Linked DNA regions of Mus musculus: region 2 is linked to region 1. The links are chromatin contacts, found by Hi-C or POLR2A ChIA-PET in ENCODE. All regions are on one chromosome and are shown on one strand. The core of a region is the stretch at or near the end of the contact, and the rest is flanking DNA. Distances in the headings are between cores, read along the strand shown. Region 1 holds the start of Hsd17b12 (hydroxysteroid (17-beta) dehydrogenase 12). Region 2 holds the start of Alkbh3 (alkB homolog 3, alpha-ketoglutarate-dependent dioxygenase).

Region 1 (3,460 bases), core at 338-2,837:
CTCTGGGTTCAATCCCCAGCACTGAAGTAAGAAAAAAAAATGGTGTCACATACCTGGAATCTCAAACCTTGGGAGGTAGAGGCAGCTTAGGATATTTGACATCCTGTCTCAAAACAAAAACAAACAATAAATGTATTGAGCTTGAGTGGAGATATTGAATGAGCCCCTGGACCTCTAAGTAGAGCCTGAACAGCGACTCCATTTGTTTACTTTATGTCTGTCTCCCTGTCCGCTGAAGTACTTCCATGCTCTTCCAGAGATCAGATTTTTGTGTCCCCTTAAAGCTTCCCTTCAGGGCAGGGGAGATTGCTTGGTGGGTAAAGTATTTGCTGCTCAAGCATAAGGCCTGTTTTCAGAGTCAGGGCCACAGCTTGTGCATCAACAAGTGAGTTTCGGTCACCTGTCCTTCCTAAGTCAGCTAAAACAGTCAAATTAATAGTGCAGAACAGCAGGAAAAGAAAAGAATAAAAAAAGATTTGGGAAAAGTTATAAAGAGACCCAGTACCTTCCACCAAAGCCATGTTTTAGGTTCTGATGTGCAGTTATGGTTTAAGAATGGGCCAGAGTAACATAAATCTAAGCAAGTCAAAGTGTGGTCCAGCCAGCTCACCACTGGCCCCTCATTGCCTCCCCTGTAAGGTGTTCTGGAAGTGTTTGCCCACGTTTTAGGTTTTCTTTTATCCCAGCATGAAGTCCCTTGATGGGGGTGAATCGGTTCCTGTTTTGATTTTATTGTTTTGATTGTCTTACAGTAAAAAGTATAGGACACAAATATCTCTTTAATATCCTCCCACAAAACAAAAATAAAATGATTTTGGTTTTTACTGGACCAGGTCCAATAAAAAAATTTGAGTTTCCCAGAATTGCTCCATAAGCTCTGTTCTTGTAGGATACTTTTCATTCATCTTACAACTGTTAACGCTACTACACAGTAGAGTTTTCTGGAATTCCGAATTATTGGGAACAAGTATAAAGTTCATTGTGGGAGCTAAGGCAGTCATTCAAAAAAATGGAGCGAAAGCGTGCTCTGCAGACAAAGGGGAACCGTAAACCTTCATCTGAAAAGTCTGAGGAATTAACAATCCGAAAGCGGTTATTACTAAGACGTAATCACAAGCACTACTCCAGCTCCTCCCGGACTTCTACTATATTCTTCCCTTTCCGGTTCCATTCCTTCCTGAAATGTGAGCTAAACCCAGTTAGGTATCACTGGCCAATCAGCGCGCAGCCTTCCGCAGTCGTAAGGGCCGCCTCTGCCAATGAGAGATCCCTGCGCTTCGGTGGTGCGAGGTAAAGCTTGTGGGCGGAGCCAAACGTTGAGCGGCTTGTGAGCGAGCCACTGTCTTAATACGGAAATGCGGCTCTGAGCGCGCCGAAGGGGATTGTGGGCGGGGCTACGAAACGAAGGCTAACCAATAGGAGACATAGTACGCTTACAGGAAAGAGAAGTCACCAATAGACACATGGATATGACTATGTAGGCGGGTCTTAGACCTAAAGCGTTCAAAAAATCACGTCTATTCGCTGCGTCTTCGCCGTCACGGCGGCACCGCCTCCTCGTCCCATTCATTCTTTTTTTTTTTTTCCTTCCCCATTCACCGTAGTAGTGAGGCCTAGTCACGAGCCATGGAGTGCGCTCCCCCGGCGGCCGGCTTCCTGTACTGGGTGGGCGCGAGCACCATTGCCTACCTGGCCCTGCGAGCCTCGTACTCGCTCTTCAGGGCCTTCCAGGTGTGGTGCGTGGGCAACGAGGCCTTGGTCGGTCCGCGACTCGGAGAATGGGCAGGTGAGTGGAACCACAAGCCGCGACCACGCTGTGGCCCTTGTTCCCCTGTCGCTCGCGCTCAGCGAGCCCGCTCTGGAGCGCGGAAACTTCTCCAGACCCTGAGCGCACTGGCGGGGTGGGTGATCTGACCTGCTGCTGCCTGGTGGGCACGGAGGAGACCTTTCTTAACTCCCCGGACTTGTCCTGTTGGAGCCCTCCTGGGCAGGCGGCCGGAGTCAGGCGCATTGTCCGCTGTGTCCCTTGCAGTGTTTATTTATTTTTTAAAATAAAGTTTTTCACTTGGCTTGAAAACTGGCCCTGTGCTATGGATGAGAGCATAGGTGAAGATAGGAAGAAGGGTTGCAGGGACAACGATTTCAGAAGTTAGGATCTTGGGAAACTTGATTCTCCAGTTACTTGAATTGGGTTTGTTTCATGTAATTTAACAAGTCCTTTTGGGGAGGGGGGAGGTGGAGGCGGTGTCGGAGGAAATCTTGGTAAATTATTCTGGAGTTTCAATGACTAAGAAGCGCTGTTCTGGGAAAACAAAGTCTTCCTATCGTATTCAGTACTTTTTGCAAGAGTTTGCGGAAAATGTCTTTACAAAAAGTGACCAAAACACGCGAACCTTCTTCTTTTCAGTTGACAGATTTTAAAAATGAGAACGAAGGTCGTATCAGAGAAGTTGAGAAAATCCTAGTTCAGCCCTCTCACCTTTGTTTCTATTTTTTGAGAGAAGGGCTTTAAAACAAACACCCATGTAATCATGATGTATGTGTGGCTCTCTGGTGTTTTGTAACTCACTGTTCACGACTCAAACATTTTATAGAATATTGGGGTGCGGTTGCCTACGGACTAAACACAGGACAGAAATCATGTTACTTTTCAGGTTTGTTCTGTTCATTAAAGAACATTTAAACGACTTAGAAAAGACATGACAGTTAATCTTTTGGGACAACACCCTAATAATAGGAGAAAATATTTCAAGTAGAAATGAGTTTGTGAGCCCCTTTCCTTGATGTGGGGCAAACAGTGATTTTATACAACTTTCCAAAATCACTTTTCATAGTCCCTGGGGGAAAAAGTGCTCGCTGTGATTAAGATTCAGATGATATAATTTCACAATTGACTTGGTCAGTTTCTTTGTTGTCAGCTTGGAAAAAGTTGTTTGTTGGCTTATTTTTATTTTTTTTTAAGTCAATGCAACAGTAATCCCATAGGAAATCAGTTATCCAATAAAATGAAACTTGCAAAGAAAGCCCAGTGTTGCTTTAGCTTTATTATTGTAAATTGTTTGCACAGTCTAAAACGCAGAGTGAAAGTCAAGGGTTTGCCACGTTCAAGGTAGGTTTGGCTCCATCCAGACAAAGGGAAACTGGTAAAAATTAGGAAAGCATTTCTGGCAGATTTAGAAAAGAAATTTGACCTAGAACATTGGGATATGAAAGAGAACTGTGGTGTCATATGGAAGTGAAGTATAGTTGGGGTCAATTGTTTGGGGTTTTGGTTTTTTTTTTTTTTTTTTTTTTTTTTTTTTTAATGCTTAAGCAAAAGAAATGATAAGCAAGATGGCTTAGCAGGTAACGGCACCTGGCCTACACTTGACAGCCTGATTTCCATGCTCAGGATTATCCACAGAGGAGAGACTGACTTCTCTCCACATGAATGCTTTGGTACAGATAGCACCTCCCCAGA
Region 2 (3,650 bases), core at 37-2,536, 150 kb after region 1:
TGAGTGGAAGGCAGCCGTTGTCATGTAAGAGAGGGAAGCATCAGAGAAAGAGTAAGGGGACATCAAATGCTGGCAAAAGTCTGAAGTCCTAAAAGAAGCATGCTTACAGGAGGGACAGCAAGAAAGGTAAGCTATGGTTTTTGTTGTTGCTGCTGTTTTTAGTTTTTGTTGTTGTTTCTCTAGGTAATTTAGAAAAGCAGGAAGGCTTGGAACCGGCGTGGCCATGTTCCTTAAGTGACGGAGATAGAGGGTGGGAATCGGAGAAAGGAAGTACAGTGTCTCATTAAAGTACTAATAAGTCCACTTATCTCTTTAGTGTTACTTCAGGTAAGCCTACCTTCCTAGGGGTCATTCTTTGGCCAGGTGATTCTATTCTTTTGACGAGTGGGGATTTTTCTTAAGGAGCCTTTACCGATACCCTGACAGAATCAGGCTTATTTGAAAGATCTCCACAATGATTGTGTTTTGGTAAATTTTAGAGAATAATATTTGACAGAAAATAGTTGACTTGGTGCTACAGTCAGAGTTGTCAAATTATAAGAGACATGGCTTAACCTGATCTCTTTAAAGAAGCTTGTGAAGAGGTCAGATGCGTGAGAAGGCACTTTAGCTATCGTGAATTATTAGATTTCTATAGTGGTCCAGACGCTGCTGTCTCATTTAATCCCACTTAACAGGACCACTTAAAAAGTAAGCAATGCACTTGCCCCAAATGGTGGCATTGGAATGAAATTTAGACAGATCTGTGGACTCAAGTAAAGTTTCCTTAGCACTGAGGAACTCAGATAAATAAGGCATGCTCTCACGTCCCAGCGTAAATGCTGTGTAGAAAAGACGGGCGCGCTACGTTGAGAACAAAGCGCACCTTAGACTCTTCATGGTTTTCAAGGTAAGGAGAGAATTCTATAGCAGAACCCAGCATGTCCCAGTCCTCCCTACTCCCGGATCAGTACAAGTTCCGGGAGAGTGCGGTTGCCCTTTGCACAACAGACCTAAGATGCCAGCACTGGTTTCGGGAACTAGTTTCCTGAGGACCTAGGCCTAGGAGGCTCATCTTCATCCCCACATGTGCCCCTGACTCCAGTTCCCATTCCGACCATATTCCCTTCAGCGTCTCCACCCGGCCCTTTAGTTGCCAGGGATGCGGGGCAACCCGGACTCCGGGCTACCCACCGGAAGCGGAAGCGGTGGCAGTATGTCACCTAAGAGGAACTACGCGCAACGGAGGCCTGTGGTTGGACGTTGCAGGAGTTGGTGCCTCACTCTGAAGGTTCCCCGGCGTCCAGACGGCTGATTAGGGTCGTGTCGGGACCTCTGCTCAGGGCCCAGCCAGGTTGGTCCGGGGCGCCCAGCTCCTTCCTGGCTTGCTGGCCGCGAGCCGGGGGCAGGCGTGTGAGGACTGCCCGAGGGTCCGTTTCTGGGCCATCAGAAGGCTGTTAGCCATTTCTCTGTACCTCAGCCTCGAGGGCGGGACTGTCTCCTGCTTGAGGGAGAGGCCTGAGGTCAGACGGTGGCGTCCGCTGCCACGGGGTTTGCTGGCGGGACGGGATAGATCTGTGCATTCCAAGCAAGTTCCTGCACCTGCCAGAGCCCTTGTTCTTTTTAAGGTTTTCAGGCTTGGAGTTCCAGGGTGGCGGGACCTTTGTTAGGACCTATTAAGTTCTGGGACTCCTCGAACTGACAGCACTCAGGAAGTCTCAGACAGCACTCTGGAATTTCTGTTCACCACTTGCCTTAAACAAGTCACGTCAAGGTGAGCAGGTCAGAGGCCTTCACTGACCCCCACTAGTCTTATGCCTTTAGGTCTCCGAGAATATGATACACGAGGGTTTCCTTCACACATTCGGTAAGCCCGGAGAGTTGGATTTGATTGTGTCATTAACTTTTTGAGGGAATCGACATCTTCTCCAAGGCCCTACCTGGTAAATGATAAGCACTTGATGGGTTGTCGGTGATGAGACGGGGTCTCAGTATTTAGCTCAGGCCTCCTGGATGCTGGGATTACTGGTATGTGCCTGTAAACCATCATTTCTACGTCCTAAGGAGATTTAAGCAGAGCCCTGAGCTCTGTTGGATCGGAAGGTCTAGGAGACGAGGCCTGGGAACCTGTGGTGTAAGCAGTCATATGAGTGGACTGTCTTTGAGAGCTAGAAGCTTTCCTAGACTCATAAAGAAGTGGCTCGCAGGTTCCGAACATGTGACCTGACCCTTAAGAATTCTGTATTTGCTATAGGGTAACCTTTGGGCAAAATTATAGGGGGTTTGATTAGCTCAAGGCTGGAACCTGACAAGAGTTGAACTTTTCATCAGTATTGATTTCCTGAGTGTCTCTGTAAGTCACTAAACCTTCTGATCTCTATACATATTAGCATATCTTACCCTTTGCTGCTTGTTATAAACATAGAAATAGAGTCTTTCCTAAATTGTAGTTTTAAAAGTGGTACATGGATATTTTAGATTTTCATTTCAAACTTAATTTTAAAGTTGACAAATCATTGTTCTTATTTATGGTATTCTGTGACATTTTGATATATGCTTTTGATATAGAATGAATGCATCAAATTAATACATCTCTTACCTCGTATACCTTTTTGTGATGGAAATATTTAAAATCTACTCTTCATAACTGAGCTATCCAGTGATTTGGTTTTTTGTTTGTTTTTTTTTTTTTTTTTTTTTTTTTTTCGAGACAGTTTCTCTGTGTAGCCCTGGCTGTCCTGCTGTAGACCAGGCTGGCCTCGAACTCAGAAATTCGCCTGCCTCTGCCTCCCAAGTGCTGGGATTAAAGGCATGTGCCACCATTCCCAGCAGTGATTTGGTATTTATGGCCCTTGTTCTGTGCAGGAGGTCAGTAAAGCTTATTGTTATCCAAGTGAAACTTTGTACTTTGGATCCACAGTGTCCTTGCCCCCACCTAGCCCCCTTCCCTAGTCATAAGCAATCACATTCTACTCTTAGGGTTCAGCTTTCTTAAGTTGCTGTGTGTAAGGTCACGTAGCGTTTATGTCTCTGTGCTTCTCTACTTCATGTGGCCGAAGTCCTTCAGGTTTCTCTGTCATGGCTGCTTTTAAGGCTTCCAGGGAAGCTCCGTACAGCCGGTGGTAAGGAGCACTGCACTGGGGAGCCTGGTCTTGGCCGAGTTTTCCATATTCATGCTGTGGACAATGGGAATGTTAGAGCTGCATGCATGTGGTCTGCTCTTGGGACCAATCTAATAACATGGTTTTCTGTTAGACCGCCTATGGTAAAAGGGCTTGATAGCCAGTAGTCCACCTGATCCAGCCCTTGACAGAGATGTAGTAAAGTAGAGCAGCTCTGTTGCTGTTAAGCCGCCTCTTCTGACCGCATTAAAGCACGTACTTACCCTTTACTAGGCCAGGCACGCACTGCCTTAATAAAACACTCGCTTCGTTTTGAAAACAGGTAGCCATCCCTTGGTCTGAATGGGGAATGAAATCTTCTGACATCTCAGAACAGAACGCTTTTTCTTCACCATGGAGGACAAGAGACAGCGAGCCCGAGTGCAGGGAGGCTGGGCTACACCTACCAAGAGCCAGTCTGCTACTCAGCCAGGCAAGAACCTGCAGAGACTGTGTGTGTGCATGTGCACAGCTGCCATCCTCTTTCATTTACATGCTTTGGTTTATCAT

Evidence for each region. Hi-C counts contacts between places; a loop is a spot of excess contacts on that map. ChIA-PET counts read pairs that join two places held with the same protein, here RNA polymerase II (POLR2A).
Region 2: a loop to region 1 is called in a map of heart, with 3 times the contacts of the local background. The contact joins the promoter of Alkbh3 here to the promoter of Hsd17b12 in region 1. A Hi-C loop is called at or near these places in 1 of 37 maps with a recorded cell type or tissue (heart). POLR2A ChIA-PET finds 5 or more read pairs at or near these places in 2 of 5 experiments (Patski and embryonic stem cell).

Annotation. Positions count from the first base shown.
Region 1 is chr2:94,156,036-94,159,495 of GRCm38, reverse strand. It overlaps Hsd17b12 (hydroxysteroid (17-beta) dehydrogenase 12), which reads left to right and starts at 1,587. Exons shown (of 11, transcript NM_019657.4): 1 at 1,587-1,786. The coding sequence starts at 1,627. It overlaps Gm39885 (a long non-coding RNA gene), which reads right to left and starts at 1,332. Exons shown (of 3, transcript XR_866573.3): 1 at 54-1,332.
Region 2 is chr2:94,008,366-94,012,015 of GRCm38, reverse strand. Alkbh3 (alkB homolog 3, alpha-ketoglutarate-dependent dioxygenase) reads left to right here and starts at 1,286. Exons shown (of 10, transcript NM_026944.1): 1 at 1,286-1,333; 2 at 3,424-3,573. The coding sequence starts at 3,495.